Regions from separate parts of the Mus musculus genome. Here region 2 is linked to region 1. A link is a loop called in an ENCODE intact Hi-C map of the cell type or tissue named here. Cell type or tissue: heart. All regions are shown on one strand.

What was found. Hi-C counts contacts between places; a loop is a spot of excess contacts. Peaks named below come from ENCODE experiments on the same cell type or tissue, not always from the same donor. Only the 100,000 strongest peaks of a DNase experiment are listed, where the experiment ranks them.
Region 2: it touches region 1 in a loop (7-fold over the local background); 31 of 42 quality-filtered maps call a loop at or near these places.

The regions. Positions count from the first base shown.
Region 1 is chr4:62,692,806-62,700,805 of GRCm38, forward strand. Rgs3 (regulator of G-protein signaling 3) reads left to right here. Exons shown (of 16, transcript NM_134257.3): 12 at 4,466-4,527; 13 at 7,193-7,294; 14 at 7,549-7,610. Among named protein-coding and RNA genes, the nearest start is that of Gm11210, 26 kb to the right of the region's middle. In heart, CTCF peaks have their summits at 1,318 (motif pointing left), 3,389 (motif pointing left), 4,835 (motif pointing right) and 6,789 (motif pointing left); DNase peaks (open chromatin) are centred at 2,856, 4,336, 4,846, 6,776 and 7 weaker places; H3K4me3 peaks cover 1,645 bases; H3K27ac peaks cover 4,216 bases; H3K27me3 peaks cover 2,904 bases.
Region 2 is chr4:62,757,194-62,765,193 of GRCm38, forward strand. No RefSeq gene overlaps it. Among named protein-coding and RNA genes, the nearest start is that of Gm30699, 14 kb to the right of the region's middle. In heart, CTCF peaks have their summits at 4,701 (motif pointing left) and 7,032 (motif pointing left); DNase peaks (open chromatin) are centred at 4,188, 4,648 and 7,028; H3K4me3 peaks cover 87 bases; H3K27ac peaks cover 3,896 bases; H3K27me3 peaks cover 946 bases.

The DNA of each region.
Region 1 (8,000 bases):
AGATGCCCCACCCGGGAGCCTAGCAGGTCTGTACCAGGTCCCTCCTGCCTCAGCTTTGTGTTTGTCCACCGTCCGGTCCCCACTGTCACTTCTTCCTTGACACTTCATTTCTCAGGCTTGAGTAACTGAGCTACCAGGGCCCCCAAAGGCTGTTCCTAGTATGTGTGGGCCACTCTAGATCACATGGCTTCCACTCTCCAGCCTCTGAGTAGGTCATCATCCTTCCCACTTCCAGCCTCCAGCTTCAGTCAGAAACCCATCCAGGGCAAGGCCAGACTCAACAAGCCCCTGATTTACTATCACCCCTCACTAGCGGAGGGCCTCGGGTTAGCCCTTCCCTTCTCCAAGCCTGTGTCCTCTCTGGTGTGGTTATGGTAACTACTCTAGTTTCAGAGCATGCTGGAAGGCTCAAGTAGGTTGATGCAGGGGCTTAAGACAAGATCTGCCACTCAGTTCCCACTGGGTTCTCCACGAATGGTTATCATGCTGCTGAGATGGTAGAAGTGGAGGCGGACACTGTTCTGACCTTCCTCACCCCACAGCATTGCCAATTCATTTTCTGAGGTAGGATGTCAGAACCCATTGTGTAACTGACCTTGAACTCCTGACCATTCCCCTGCCTCAGCCTTTCAAGTGCAACAGGCTGAAGCTACCACTCTGGACGCCCGCCCTTCACCCCTAATCCCATGCTAAAAGGAGGCTGACAGAGGGAGAGGCCCCTGTGTTCTCCTCACTACTCTCGTACCCTCTCGGTTTGGGCCTGGCTCCTGAGGTGACGAAGAGAGGGTGAAGACATCAGCTATAGAGACAGGTAGACCCATTCCAGGCCCAGCTCTGCCTCCTCCCCGACCTTGGTCAAGTCGCTTCTTGGAGCGCCAGTTTCCCCTTTGTCAAATAGGACTGGGAAGTCATTCCATATAGAGAGCTCTAGATCAGAGAGCTTAAAAGCCCGGAGCATAGCACAGTGATCTTGTAATGATGTGAGAGCCAGGAAGGCCAGACAGAGCTGCTGTGCTGCTGTGTGGCCAAGCCGTGTGGCTCTCTGAGCACAGGCTACCTGCGACAGGGTGGTAGTCACATTGTGCTCTCTGCCCCATGCTGACACCCTGCCCTTGTGCCCTGTGCAGAGTCCACTGTGAGTCATGTCTTAGAACCATGCACACCGTATAAACTGCCTGCTTGGACTTGGTGCCTTCACAGGTGTTCAAGGAGGTCCAGGGAGTTGGGGAACCATGAGGCTCTCCGGTGGATCATTCCCTGGGCCCGGCCCCTGTGTGGAGCTAACTCGGCTCATGGCGCCCCCTGCTGCCAGATCCCTGGAGACCCCGCTCAGTGGACGCTCTCTAGAGGAGCCTCACTGTGTGGGAGCCTAAGACTTACACACTTCAGCCTTGTCTGGCCGTTCCTTGACATCGAGGAAACACAAGTGATGGCTCTCTCCTGGCTGTGTTTCCTTCCTGACCCACTGTAGGGTTGTCATGGTTGTCCTGACCAAGGGTCACAAAAGGTCAGATAAAAGGACTCTAAAATACCCCTGGCCTCCAGGGTAGGATAACACTTTCTAGGCTTCTATTTTATTCTAAAGAGAATCCTAAAGATATTTCCTACATTCAAATTCCCTATGCCTAAATAAATTTAGTGCACAGACCACTGTTGCCACATGGTCACACAGGACCCAGTTTGACAGCCACACATGGCCAGATGACCCAGGAGTCAGACCAGGACCAAGAAGGGAAGCAAGCTGGGGTTCTGCTTGTAGGGGAGCCCTCAAACCCCATTGGCCTTTGATGCCAGACACCAAATTCACTGCATCTTACCAGTTCAAAGAGTCCGGGCAAGTTACACTGCTCCGGGCCTCAGTTTCCCCAGCTGCAAGCCGGGAAAAAAATAGTAGCAAATGGTGCTTGGGAATGTGAGGTTTAGGTAGGATCATCCATGACTACAGACTGTAGCGCAGGGCCTGGGTGCGTGGTCCTCGCAGTGGCTGATGGACAGCAGGGCCTGGTGTGTGGTCCTCGCAATGGCTGATGGATGTTGATAACCACCCCTTATCCCCATCCCTATGCGTCTGTTGGCTCACAGCAGCCCTGTGAGGTAGGGGTCCAGTTTGAGCCCTCGTTTTGCCAATGAAGGGAGCAGACGTGGCAAGCAGATGGAACACAGCTAAGGTCAATTAGCTAATATGGGATTGAGCTAGGATTCAAATCCAGGCTGTTTAGAAGCCACACTCTTAATCACGACTGTAATTATAGGGGTAATGACAATAAGAATTATAGTTATTATTCCGGGAGACTGAGAGCTCTCAGTCCCAGAGGTGGCAGGGTGAGGCCAGGCAGGCCCCAGGGATCCCTGCCAGAGTTCAGGGAGGGCCAGTGACTCCGGGCTCACTTCAGCTTGCAGCAGGGCAGGGTCATGGAGGAGGGGTAGGGACAGGTAGAAGAAGCTGCCCCTTTGCCAGCTGGGCCCTGGGCAGCCTTGTCGCAGCTGAAGGAGGATGATCTTGGGGGTCATGCTAACACCTCCAAAGACCCAAGGCTGCAGCCAATGTGGATACTGAGGAGGCACTAGGGTCCAGGAAGCCCTGTCTGGCTTAGTTTTTGGTCTTTCTTCCTGGTTGTAGGCCCCTGTCCCCTTTTAGTGCCAAGGTTTCTTAGGTGCCTGAAAGCCAAAACCCGGGGTCAGAGCTTCCCACTAGGACTACTGAAGATGACCCCACCCCACCCCACCCCCAGTAGTGGAAGGAAGAGCCCATTTCCCAGCTGGGTAGAGACTGGGGGTGGTGGCTGGCGGGAGTGGTCCCCAGGCCCATTGTGTGGGGCTGATAAAGTGCGGAAGCCGAGGTTAGAATGGGAGGAAACCCAGCTCTGTGGGTCCTTTCCCACGGGTGGGGGCTCCGAGCACTGCTGAGGTAGGCTAGCACAACTGCAGAGCCTGTGTCTCTGTGAGTCAGGTACAGCAGGGTCGGCCAAGTGTTGAGGGCATTTTGGGTGCCAAGATGTCCATGACTGGGACCCACATTTCATCCTGGTCAATCTTCTGCCCGTTTGGGCTGCTAACCCACCCTAGGCATCTGCTGAAACAAACAAACAAAAAATAACGTCTTCCAAGTTGGTAGAAGCAGCACATATGCTGGGACTGGCTCCAGACATGGTGTGTGTTCCTGGGTGCATGTATGCGCGCGCGCGCACGCGCGCGCACACACACACACACACACACACACACACACACACACACACACACACACACACACACACACATGTTTCCACGCTCTGGTGTGGCAACTGATTCAGGAAGGAGGCAGTTTTTTTTGCTGAGTCTTTCCTTGGAAACAGTCACCTTGTGCCATTTTGGCACTTGAGTGCTCCGCCCTCTGGTGGACAGTTTTTAATTTACATAGGCGGATTCTGTCTTAAGTGGTTCAGGTCCTTTGGGCAAGTGGCAATGAGCCTCTATTTACTACTTATGGACTTTCTAGGAGGATTAATGAGACAGAAGCTAGATGAAGGGTGTGAGGCTGCGAGGAGATGGAGGCTACAAGAGATAGGGTCTCTCATGCAGGAGGAACAATTTGGCAAAGTCAGGGAGCTGGGGCTATAGACTCTGCAGGCTGGGGTGGGTCACAGGAATGAAACTGGAGGTTCTGGATCCAGCAGCGAGGACTCCTAAATGCAGTGTCTCAGGCTGCATCTTCTTGGATGCATTTATCTGGCAAATGTGTGCTCCTACCACACTGACCATATGAAGGTGACCAGTCCGAGGCTTCCAATGGAAACTCAGAGCCAAGCAGAAGAGGGTTCAGACAAACCATTTTGGGTGTGGTGGGGACCTTAAAAGAGATAAAGAGGGCATGAAAGGATTCCTGGGGACAGAGGCATCGGTGCTGCTTGGCTACGGTGCCTTAAGCTATGCCTTAAGAAGGAGAGTCACTAAGGACAGCAGCAAACACTCTGCTGGGCTGGGGCAGAGGAGGGAGCTTCTAGAATAGGTGCTGGCCTGGCAATTTACTGATGATGTGGCAACTGGTCGTACCAAGCCCCATGATAGATTCTCTGCCATGTGGTGTTTTGGATGTTATCCCAAGAGTACTAGGGAGCCCTGGAGTGCTTTAAGGCAATGGGGATGCTCTCAGTCTCCTTACACCCTGAGTCCTGAGATAGCCATCAGGATCTTGGTTGTGGAAACTGAGATGTGAAGAATCATAAAGAGGCAGTGACCAGCCAAATCACAGAGCAGAAGTCTGTCTAGACCCCTGCTCACTTGCCAGCCATGGCGCCTGACGGGATCCTCTGTTCCCAGTGTCAAATGTCCCTCTGATTCTCCCCACAAACCAGGAAGAAGCCGACTGCTTGATCTGGGAGCTCTGCCAGAGATGGCGCACTGGGGATCACTGGGCTGCTTGCAGGCTGCTGCTGGAGCCTTGTGTCCTGGGTACCCAGACAACATTGTATCTCTGTTTTCTCTGCAGATGAGTGGGACTGACCTCACAGAATGTGATGAAGCTTCCCGGAAGAGAAAGAGCAAAAACATGTAGGTTGGGACGATCCTGATTGTCTCCTGACATTCCTTCTCTTCTACCCCAGACTTGGGAGAAGTAGGGTTGCACTCCAGCCCCACCCACACCCCCAGACAGATACTAAGGAGCAGTGAGCTATTGAAGACTCAGGATAAATCATTAGGATCTTGAAAGTTTATTTTCTCAGAGCTAGGCAGGAACTAAGTATCCCTGGCCCAGCCTAGCCTCTGAGCCAAGCAGTGATTTATAAAAGTCCTTGGCATACAAAGAGCTGAACTGACAAGTCTCTGGACTTCCTGAAAGTGAACAGTCTCAGGCATGGCCAGAAGGGGGCACTGCTGGCCTAGCTACACTATGCCATGCTCTCTGCAAGTTTTTCTGGCCAGCCCAGCCCAGCCCAGGCTCCCTACCCTTGTGAAGGTTTATTTCTGGTGCCAGTTAATGAGGTCTCTGGCTTGTGAGGGACAGGCGATGCTCTCGTTAGGTTTCCTCAAACTTTCAGTCTTGAGGCTCCTGAGGAGCAGATTCACAGAGAGAAGTCTGTGGGGGCATGGCTCATAGTAGGAACACAATCCCCCAGAGGGAAGGAACCTCTGCCTCCAGGTTCAGTAACAGATAAGAAAGAATTAGAGCTGGGGGAAGCGGAGAGGCGTCTTCCCTGGGCGTGATGCCTTTAGTGACCCTCTTTCCTAGCTCAGACCTGGGCGGGAGCCCACTGGTCTAGGAAACCATTTTCTCCAGCTTTTCTGCCCTCTTCTGTTTTATCCCCAACAGCGGGCTTCTCTCAGACTGTAGCCCGAGGCAGTGAAATGTACAAGCAGCCATCCTCTGCTGGGACACTCCCCCATTTAGCTGCAGTTTGGGTGGATGGGGACTGGAAGGAGGTATCCATACAATGTCAGAGCTGCTGCCGGTGGCACCTGGGAGAGCAGTAGGTGGTGGTGAAGGGTGGGTGTCCGGAGTTCTGGAACTGCCTCAGATCCACACTCTGTAGTTGCCTTTAAAAGTGGGCATCATCTTTTGAACGTCTGGAGTTCACATTCTTCAAAGCTTAGACAGTTCTCTTAGCATCTGATTGGGACACAACAGCCAGTGTTCATTGTGCTGGGTTCTATAGGTGTTGCATAGGTGATCATACTTTGCATGCCCTTTTTGTGTGCCACATCCTCGTTTTACAAAAGGAAACAGACTTAGGAAGAAGTGAGTTAACTTGTCCAGACTCTGTTTCAAAGGAATGGGAGCCAGGATGGGAGGCTAGTCTGCTTTGGGGCTGCTATCCTGACCCAGAGAGCCACTGGTCTCTGGACTCCTTGACTTAGAACCTACTGCAGCCGTGGTGGAGTGGGGGTGTCTCTGGGCAGCTGTTCCTGAACCCCAGAACAGGTGTGACAGCAGCTTCTTAGGTCCCAACACCTTTGTGCCTGGCACTGTATGCCTGCCACACCCTAGTATCCTGAACACCCCAGCAGGTAACAGGAGTATCATCCTTGTTAGACAAGCAAGAAACTTGACTTCCAGATTGGTTAAGGGGCTGAACTCAGCAGACGAGGGGAGCTTGGGTTTGACTCGGTCTCCAGAGCTGAGCTGCCAGCTGCTACCAGGTATAGTGCCACCCGTGATCTCAGAGGCGCATTTAGGCTTGGATAGCTTCAGAAGGAGAAATGCCACAAACTATCTAGAAAGTTTAAGTTTCCTTGGCTTTGTGAGAATTGCAGAGACCAAAAATGAAAAAAAAAAAGAATATTCAATCACAAAACTAAATATGTAGAAATTAAGTAAACCATCCAATGACCCCCCCCCCCACACACACACACAAGTTTATAGCATTTACACGTTAGGTTATTCAAGCTTAGAACTACTAAAACTTTTGGGGCCTCTTGTATAATAATGGGCTGCCCAGTCTGATAGCAGTGAGCTTACAGGAGCTGGCAGGGGATCACAGACTAGGGGTGTGAAATAGAACAAGGGGTCTTTAACCCTTTTTTCACCAGTAGCTTCCTGAAGGCTAAAATCTGCCTCTGGGAGGAGCAGCCTGGCTAAAAATGGTTTTTGGCTAAAAATAGCTAGTCCTGCCACCCTGGTGGGCAGAGCCTCCTTCTCTCCCTCCTTCCTGCCCAGCAATTTGCTGACTTGCCTCCCTTGTTGCCATGGTAACAAGGGAGGTGGGTCACAAATAACTGGGTCTGGCTTTCTGCCGGGGGCTGGCCCCAGGGGCTGTCCTTTGCAAACACATGCCCCTTTCACGCTGCCTCTCAGGGTTGGCCAGCAGGGCTGTTTTTCTCTGCTGCCCCCCTCTGGTCCCTCCCATTTCCTGGCTCCGCCTGTCTGAGTCCCAGCCGGGCTTGAGCCTGAAGTCCAGTCATCCGGCCAGGATTCCAGAGACAGAGTGCACGCAGCTCCAGCTCTCTGCGGTGCACATTTACCTCGAAAGCCTAGGAACTCGGTGGGAGGCAGGAGCCTGAGGCCGCTCAGTTCACACCATCCTGAGTCTCAAGGTGGGGGGACTCTTCAGAGATGCTCCGAGGCATGTACCTCACACGCAATGGGAACCTACAGAGGCGGCACACCATGAAGGAGTAGGTGCCCCTCGTTCCAGCCCATTGGCTCCTCCTGCATCCCAAGTCTGCAGGGGTTGTGTGGACCAAGCTGATCAACCCTGTTCTCTGCTTCTGCCCCCAGAGCCAAGGACATGAAGAATAAGCTGGCCATCTTCAGGCGGCGGAACGAATCTCCCGGGGCTCAGCCAGCCAGCAAGACAGACAAGACAACCAAGTCCTTCAAGTAGGTACCCTGTGCATCCTGGGACTTTGGTGAATGCTGACTTTTGAAGAGTAGGACCGGGCAGTGGGGTTGGGGAAGGGGCTTTGTCTCCTGGATCCCGCAAGAAGGGACAGAAAGTGTTTGGGGGAACCTGGTGTCCAGCAAGCAGCTCCTTCCAGAAGCTGTCGTTCTGGGGAGAAGGCCAGGCAGCAGTGGTGGGAGCTGAAGGGAGAGTTAGCCGCCCTGTCCTTATGCGTTCCTGCCCTCACCTTCAGGCCTACCTCGGAGGAAGCCCTCAAGTGGAGCGAGTCCCTGGAAAAGTTGCTGCTTCATAAATGTGAGTAGGGTCAGCCACGCTGTCTCTGCCTTCTCACCACCCCACCCCTCTTCCCAGAACTCAGCCTAAAGAATTTCCACCAGAAGTACCTTGACTGTCTCCTCGTCCTAGAGAGTTGTGGGACGAGGGCACACGGCAGGGCACATGAAGGCCCTTAGTTTAGCCTCTGGGTTGGCTCCTGCCAGCCCCTCCCTGCCTGTGGGAGCTGGCCCTGCCTACCAAAGGCCGTTGGGACCTGTGTGCTCAGACCATATTCTCAGAACAAGGGCAAACATTTCTGTGTACTGAGGGCTCACCCTGGGCCAAGTAAGTGTGCTTGCCTCCTCTGGGGTAAGGTCCCCTTGGATCCTCACAGGGCTCCAGGGGATGGGATTGATAATCTTTATTTTA
Region 2 (8,000 bases), 64 kb after region 1:
TCACCTCATCCACATGACCTGCCTGCCCCAGTCAGTGCTTATGCTGAGAGCACACTTGAATCCAGGTAGGGCCCTGACTCCTTGTCAAGGTCCCTCCACATCTCAAGCTATACCAGGCTGTTCTTCAGCTTCAGGAGTGGAGTGAACCCCCGAACTGCTCCTTCCACCAACCTGGTCCCTGAGGCCAAAGCTCAAGAGTTCTGCCTCCAGAGACTGTGAAGTACTGCCAGCAGGCAGCCCCTCCTCTTTGACTCTGGCCAAGCCACACGGGCTCCTGGTGCCTGTGAACTACACAGTTCTGGGCCATTCTGCTGAAGGCTATCTCTCTTCTCACTGGGAAAGGGAAGGCACCTCTGGCTCAGACTGGAAGTCAGCAACCAAAAATAAGGAAAGCTTCTTTCCAAAACTCGGTGTGTATCTCAGATGACACTTTTGTGTCTCTGGGGCTCAGTTTTGTCATCTTCAGAATGGGTGACGATTCCTGCTCAGCACCTGCGGGCTGGTATAAAATTCAATGGCAGCTCTGAAAGTGAACGCCTTGCGGGTAAGTGCAGGAGACAAAGGTAAAGATAGCTTAGCGACAGCATCTCAGGCAGAAGAGGCCCCAGGAGAACCCAGGCCCCCAGAATCCTATTCACAGGAACTCCTCTCCACACATCAAGCCTCAGGTCAGGTCTCTAGAAGACTCCAGGCAGATGTGCCTATAATCTTAAGGTGCCTGTGTCAAAAACATCACAGACCACAGCGTCCTAAGACAATTTCAGGGAAAGATGAGGTTTTTAGAACAATAGGGCAGTGTGGTGGTGAGTTTTAGAATCACCTGGGAAGGGAGTCTCAGTGAGGGATTGTCTAGATCATGGAATGGCCTGTAAACATGTCTGTGGGGGATTGTCTTTATTGCTGAGGTGGGAAGACCCAGCCCACTGTGGGTGAAACCATCCCCTAGGTGGGGGTGGGGGAATCTTGTACTATCTAAGTGTAGAGCGTGTAGAGAGTGAGCACAGGCATGCGCACACTTATTCCCAGTCTGTTCTTGGATGTGATGTCACTGGCTTCCTTACGTCTTTGCTGACTTTCCCACTGTGATGAACTATAACCTGGAACAGTGAGCCAAGGCAAACCCTTTGCCCCCACATGCTGCTTCTGACAGGATGTCTTACCACAGCAACGAAAATGAGACACAGCCACTCAAAAATCACTTTTAAAACCTACTGCAAGACAGAAGGAAAAACTGTCGTAGGTTTTGAATAAAAACAAACAAACAAACAAAACAAAACAAAACAAAACATGGCTCGGAGACTTCCAGCCAGTGACCAGCTGTATTTTCCTCCATCTCTGTCCCTGGTTCCTTCTTGCTCCAGCACAGGCCGACTTCCTGTTGTCTGTGTTCTCCTGTGTTGTTCAGGGACTGAGGGAAGCAGCGGTGTGGCCCTGTGGTGGACAACCCAACCCAACCAACCAAACTCCCTGTGAAGCCCAGGTCTTCTGCATCAAACCACGCCCTTCTCATTGATCCCACATTACCTATTCACAAAACCGGGTCCAAGCTCACTGTGCTGCCCAGGCATGGCCACTGTCGGTGTCAGTCTCACGGTCCTCACCTTCTCACACAGGCTAGTATTAGAATGTACTTTTCTGAAGAACTTGGAGCCTGTTTGGCCCACACTCTCAGGCAGCAAAGCTTACACTGAATAGAGTTAGGGAGTTTTCAAGTTAGCTCTGAGCAGGCAGCTGCAGATACGGCCCCTGGGAGGCCCCTGGGAGGCCTAGCTGCTTAGTTGCTTGAGTTTTCATCAGTCTCCCAGATAGATTCTGAGACCAGACTTGGGTCTCACAGGCAGTGAGTGATGGATCAGGGATGACAACGCCCTCTTCTACTTGTGGTGACCATCATGATTTGGAAGTCAGTGGGCCACCTAAGATAATCTTCTGGGGACATACCCAACAAAGCCGATCTCTCCCTGTTCTGCCTGGTGAGTTCTAACATTAAGCTTTGTAGCTTGCTATATCCAGGAAGAATCCTGACTGCAAGAACTACAGGGAGGCCAGTGTTGGTGAATAGGCTTTTCACTGTCTTGAAAATAACACCAGGGACTTCTCACTCACTACAAGGGCAATGCACTCTGGGTCTGGGGAGTCTGGACAGTCAGCGTCTTCCCATGCTTCAGCCTGGGCCTTGCTGCTGGAAGGCCAGGCTGACCACCTATGCTGCCTGGCTTCCTTAGGGTTTTATTACTGGGATCAGAAACCAATGACCAAGGCATTGCTGTCCTTATAAGGACAGCATTTAATTGGGGCTGGCTTACAGGTTCAGAGGTTCAGTCCATTATCATCAAGGTGGGAGCATGGCAGCATCCAGGCAGGCATGGTGCAGAAGGAGCTGAGAGTTTTATATCTTCATCTGAAGACTGCTAGCAGAAGACTGTCTTACAGATAGCTAGGAGGAGGAGGGTCTTAAAGCCCATGCCCACAGTGACACCTACTCCAACAAGGCTATACCTTCTAATAGTGCCACTCCCTGGGCTGAGCATATACACACCATCACAATGCTCTTGCTGGAAATGTGGGCTTGATAATGACTTCTATAGGTTGCCTGCCTGGATTCTTCAAGGAATTTGATTCCCTGAGGAACGGAGCTAAGGAGGTACAACAGGAAGGATGCCTGATCAGACCCTACATTGGGAGAAAGTGGGCTGGCACAAGGTCCATGAGGTGGCAGGTGGGGGACATGAACGTGGATCTTCTGTGGAACAACACTGCCAGAAGGATGCTGGTTTTCTTTGCTGCTCAGTCGTGAGGAGTTGAGCAGAATATCCCTGCTCCTGGGATACGTGAGCTTGAGGGTCTGGGCTGAGGATTCAGTCCATCGCGATTGAGAAGACCAGTCATACTGCATCCACATGGGGAGAGAGTGGTGGCTGCAGGAGCTCGGCTTGCTTGCTTCTCTTTATCCAGTCCAGCACCCAAGCCCAAGGAATGCTGCTGCCTACCTGTCACTTAACCTGAGATGATCTGGCACAGTTCTGCTCACAGGCTAACCTAATTTACATACTTCCTCGTGGAGGGTTCTGGGTTCTGGAGGCTTGCCTCCTGGGTGTCTAGATTCTGTCAAGTTGGCAATCAACATTTACTCTATGGTAGAAAAAAAAGTTTTCATCAATCTCCTCCCCACCCCCATCTCCAAGTCTTGGTTATTGTGACACCCTCTCCCTACCCCATGCCTGCCACAGAACTGTGGCCCTCATACCCTGCCCATGCCTTGGCTTACTGCCTCTGCCTGGACTCTTCTCTGTATTGGACAGTGACTAATATCTTTCATCGAATTTTGTTATCCAGAAAACAGATTTGTAGGCTAGGTAACAGCATTTAGGAAGTGTGTTGACTCAGCCAAGTTGGCTTAAACCGTTTTATGCCTCGGCTTCCTTGTCTGTAAAGTAGGAAGAACTGTCCTGGGGATTAAATGTAATGGAGGAAATCTGGGCGGAAAGTAAGTGTTCAATAAACGATGACTGGGCGACTTGTTCCAGGCTTAGTCATTTTGGGACACTCAATGGTACAAGAGCCAAGCCCAACTGAAGCTTCCGAGGTACCCCTGAGGGGGCATGCCATGGCGGCCATCTCCTTCTCCCAGGTCTCCTCTGGTGCATGAATGATCATGCCAAGCAACTACCAAGAACTTGGGCGTGGCATGGCAGCTCACCTTGCTGTGCTGCCAGGTGTGGATCTATAACTTCAGAGGCTCAGTGCTTTATGTCCCCCTCCCCCACAAGGTAGCATGTCGGTTCTACCCAAGCTGTTAACAACCGTGTAGACATCGGGAGCTAGCGTGTTTCCTGTATTCGCATAGGTAAAGCAGAGTTGCCCTGTTCCAGAGAGACAGCCTCCCTGGAGTGTTTGTTTATAAGAGGGTTAGTGCTTTCTAAGTGTCTCTGGCCTGCAGCCAATGGATGCCCTTCCCCGTTCATGAGCCTCAAAGGCTCCTGAAGCGCCATCTCTTTTCCCTAAAGAGAGATTCTTGCCAGCCTCATCTGTTCCAGGAGGCTCTGCCATTGTCTTAGTCCAGACATTAAAATAAAAACATCTTATTGGACCCTATGCTGGGGAAGTTTGGTCCAGCTTTATCATAGCCAACATTCCTCTGCCTCCAGCCCCAGCTGCTGGGACATCTGAAAAGCAGCTTGTTGAAGAAGAAGCCAGGAATGAAGGACAGGGCCTGGCAGGAGCCAGAGAGCTGAGGCTGCAGCCCCTGCATTGCTTCTTGGGTGCTCTTGGGATGAGAAATTAACAGCTCCCCATTCCTCTGCCTCGGGGCTCTTGTATAAGCTGGGCTCTGCTCATGTCCCTCTCTCCACCTGGTGACTCTTGTTCAGCTATGACACCTCAGTCTAAACACAGAATCATCATGTTCAATGCACTTACTGTCGGATGGTTAGGAGCACTGTGAGAAAATTTGACTGGCTTGGTGAAAAAACAACCAAACCAAACCAAACCAAACCAAACCAAACCAAACCAAACCAAACCAAACCACAACAAAACAGTGGATGGCCTGGGTAAATCTGCCCTGTACAGACTCCAACTCCCTGGTTCTGGCAGAGACTGGCTTTAAAGGTGTCCAGCCTGCTGCTTCCAGGAGCTCCAGTTGCCCCCTGTCTTCTGAGTCCTTGGCAGAGTTAAACAGTCCTGACTTGGCCCTGTGCTGCCCTCTAGTGTCCAGTTCTGAAATAACATGTGGTGGAGTTGCCTTCCAATCTGGAAGGATGGTCCCAGTTTTGACAAATAAAGGAGGTTTAAATTTGCTAATTTACCTTGGAGAATAATTAGCAAGTACTATGATTTGGTCGCATTCTGCAAGGTTCTAGAAAGTTCTTAGTAAAGAGAACCCACAGGGCTAGCATTCAGGGTGTTCTGAGGGGAAAAAAGGTTGGCCAGTGAGTGAACAGGTAGATTGTGCACACACACAATTATAGGATGCCAGGGCCACACCAGCCAGTGCTTTGGTGGGTCAGTTATTAACTTGCCTTTCTGTGGTCCTAGATATGTGGCCTGTCTTGGACCCAATGGTAACAATCATGGCTAACAACTCTGTAAGACCTAACTCAGAGGCAGGCACTGTTTCTTATCCTCAAGACAAGGTCAAGACAAACTCGGGGGTGGGGGGTGGGGGATGGGGGGTGGGGGGTGGGGGGTGGGTAGGGGCTCATGCCTCTGACCTCACTCAGCAGCAAGGCCTGTCTTCGGAGGATGGTAAATTTGGACTCCTACAGTTTGTAGGCATGACACCCACAAACCCTCTCTTCTCCCACCCCGGCAGGACGGCTCAAAAGAGCCGTTTGTGCTGGTTTCTTTTCCCGTTGTGGTGAGGGAACCCTGATGAAAGCAACCCCAAGGGGAAAGGGTTATTTCTGGATCACAGCTCGAGGGCAGAGTCAAGGGTGCGGGAGTTTGAAGCCGCTGGGCAAATCCCATCCAGGGTCAGGGACAGAGCAGGAACACCCCCCCCCCCACTCAGCTCCCCTTCTGGGTGTCCTCCATGGCCCCACTCAGGGAATGGCACCCTACACAGCAGGTGGGTTGTCCCAGGTCAGCAGAACACAGAGAGGCCTTCTCCAGGCGATTCTAGATTCTACCAAGTTGAAAGCCACAACTCACCCGACCTATCATTCCGGCCGGTGTCCTCTTTCTAAACTATCCAAGAGGCTTGGGTTAGGGAGAACGAGGGGGAAGACATTGTGGAAGGCCCTGCCCTCAGAAACCCTGAAGGGCTCCCTGTGGCAACATCAACCTTGAAGAGACTGTGAGGCAGTGGGCCGTGTGGGGAGGGAAGTTTTCAGAGGAGGTAAGGATGGAGTGGGCACAGAAGGTTGAGCAGGACTCAGGTGCCTTGGTGGCTCTCTGACTCTGAATCTCCCAGCCGTGCCCCTCCCCCCACTCTCTTCACTCCTTGATTCTCGACTTGACAGTCATAGCACAGCCGGCAAGGGTGCCTCTGCCTCCACTCACCTTCCTCCTACTCCTGCTCAAGGGTCACCAGAAGTCCCCTATCACTGTACAAAACAGACAGCAAACTCAGTCCTCTGCGCACCCAGCTTCTCCCTTGCCCATGCCCTTGTGTGTGTGGCTCGGTACATGTTGGTCGGGACTCAGCACTCAAGATCAAGGTCTTAAGAGCATGGCAGGGGCTGGCTGAGCAGCTACTAGACCGGATCCTACCCATTCTTGAGTGGCAGCTCCTGAGACAGATCTCAAGAAGGCAGAGAGGCAGGGCAGAGTTGACACATACCTGTATATTTAATTATAGGAACCCATGTGCACATACACCTATAAACACGTGCACGGACACACAGACACTCATATGCATAATACCCTTGTGAGTACACACCTAAAGACATGCATGAAGTGCACCCAAGCAAATGATACACAGCCATCCATCTGTGACTCCCCACCACGTGCATATACGTATGCTTACTTTTGAGGCATGCGTATTTCATACAGTATAACCTGACATCAAGCTTGCTATAGACTCAAGGATAACCATGAGCTTCTGGTTCTCCTGCTTTCACCTCCTGGGGGCTCAGATTAAGGTATACACCACTACACTTGGTTTGTGGAGCTCTGAGGGTGGAACCCAGGGCCTCGCGTATGCTAGGCAAGCACACTACAAACTGAACTATAGTTTAAGCCTGCGTATATGTGTACCTCTTAATTTTTAAATTTTTTGGTTTTTTGAGACAGGGTCTCTCTGTGTAGCCCTGGCTGTCCTGGAACTTACTTTGTAGACCAGGCTGGCCTCAAACTCAGAAATCTGCCTGCCTCTGCTGGGATTAAAGGCATGCACCACTATGCCCTGCATATGTGTACTTCTAATGCCTGACTCCCAAACCCTCCACTTGCTGGGTGATGACCTAATTGCTCAGGGCCTGGTGCAGAGCTTGTCTGGGCTGTGGCTGTGGATAGCCAGGCCTTCCCAGAATGCCTATGAAGGTAGGTCTGTATAGGGGACGCCACTGGGCCTCTGCTGACACCTTGTGGAGATGCTCCAGAAGGCACTCGTCTGCAACAGAGTAGATGGCAGGCTCTCAGTTTCTGTCATGGGGCTACTGGGAACATTTAGCGTTCCTGAAGCTACACAGTCCCGGGACAGGTCGCATTGGGGTTTTGTCAAATGCCATGGGTGTTCACTGGGCCTGGAGCAAGGTCCATATTTCTACCACCTACAAACCCTTACCTTCCTTATCAACCACACCAGGCCCCTGCTTTATTCTCTGTTGCCCAGTGAGCTGACTACTCATCTGGGTGTCTGGAAATTCCCGGCCTCTGGTCTAGATGTGTGCTCTGAGAATGTAGAGATGGGTACAGGTGTGTGTGGGGGGCTAAAAAAGGGAGGCAGAGCAAAGGGGACTCCTTGTCCCAGGAAACCCTTCCAGCTGAGAACCTTGTATTCTGGGGAGGAAACATTTGGAGGATTAAGTGACACCAGGGAACATAGGGCTCAGTGCACAGGTGGAGATGGTGCCTTAGGTCTTGTGTGTGTGGTAACAACTGAGGATACTGCCAACTCAATGGTCTAGCCAGGCCTGAGGGGTACGGCCTTCTAGGAGGGAGGAAGAGAAAAATGTGAGGCACTACTCAGGCTTATTTTCCATAATGTGTAAGACTGTGAAAGGCAGCCTGATTCCTGGTTGAGCTAAAGTTAGAAACCCTGGTAACCCTGTGGGTAGGCAGGTGTTTTGCCTGCTTCCCGGACACTAGGCTGCAGCTCTCCATAGATTTGTGTCTTTCAGTTACCTAAGGGCAACGCTCCGAGCCCCACCACAGGTAGAGGATGTGACCTGTGGTCATGTAGCCTCAAGACAGATCTCCATTTTAATGATGTACCTAAAGGCCTGGAGGCTTAGCCAATAAGCTTTCCTTCCCAGACACTCCTCCCTGCAAAAGGTATTTAACCTCAGGCCCACTCTGAGAAGGGGGTATGGTTTTACACATCCACTTTCCACCATGAC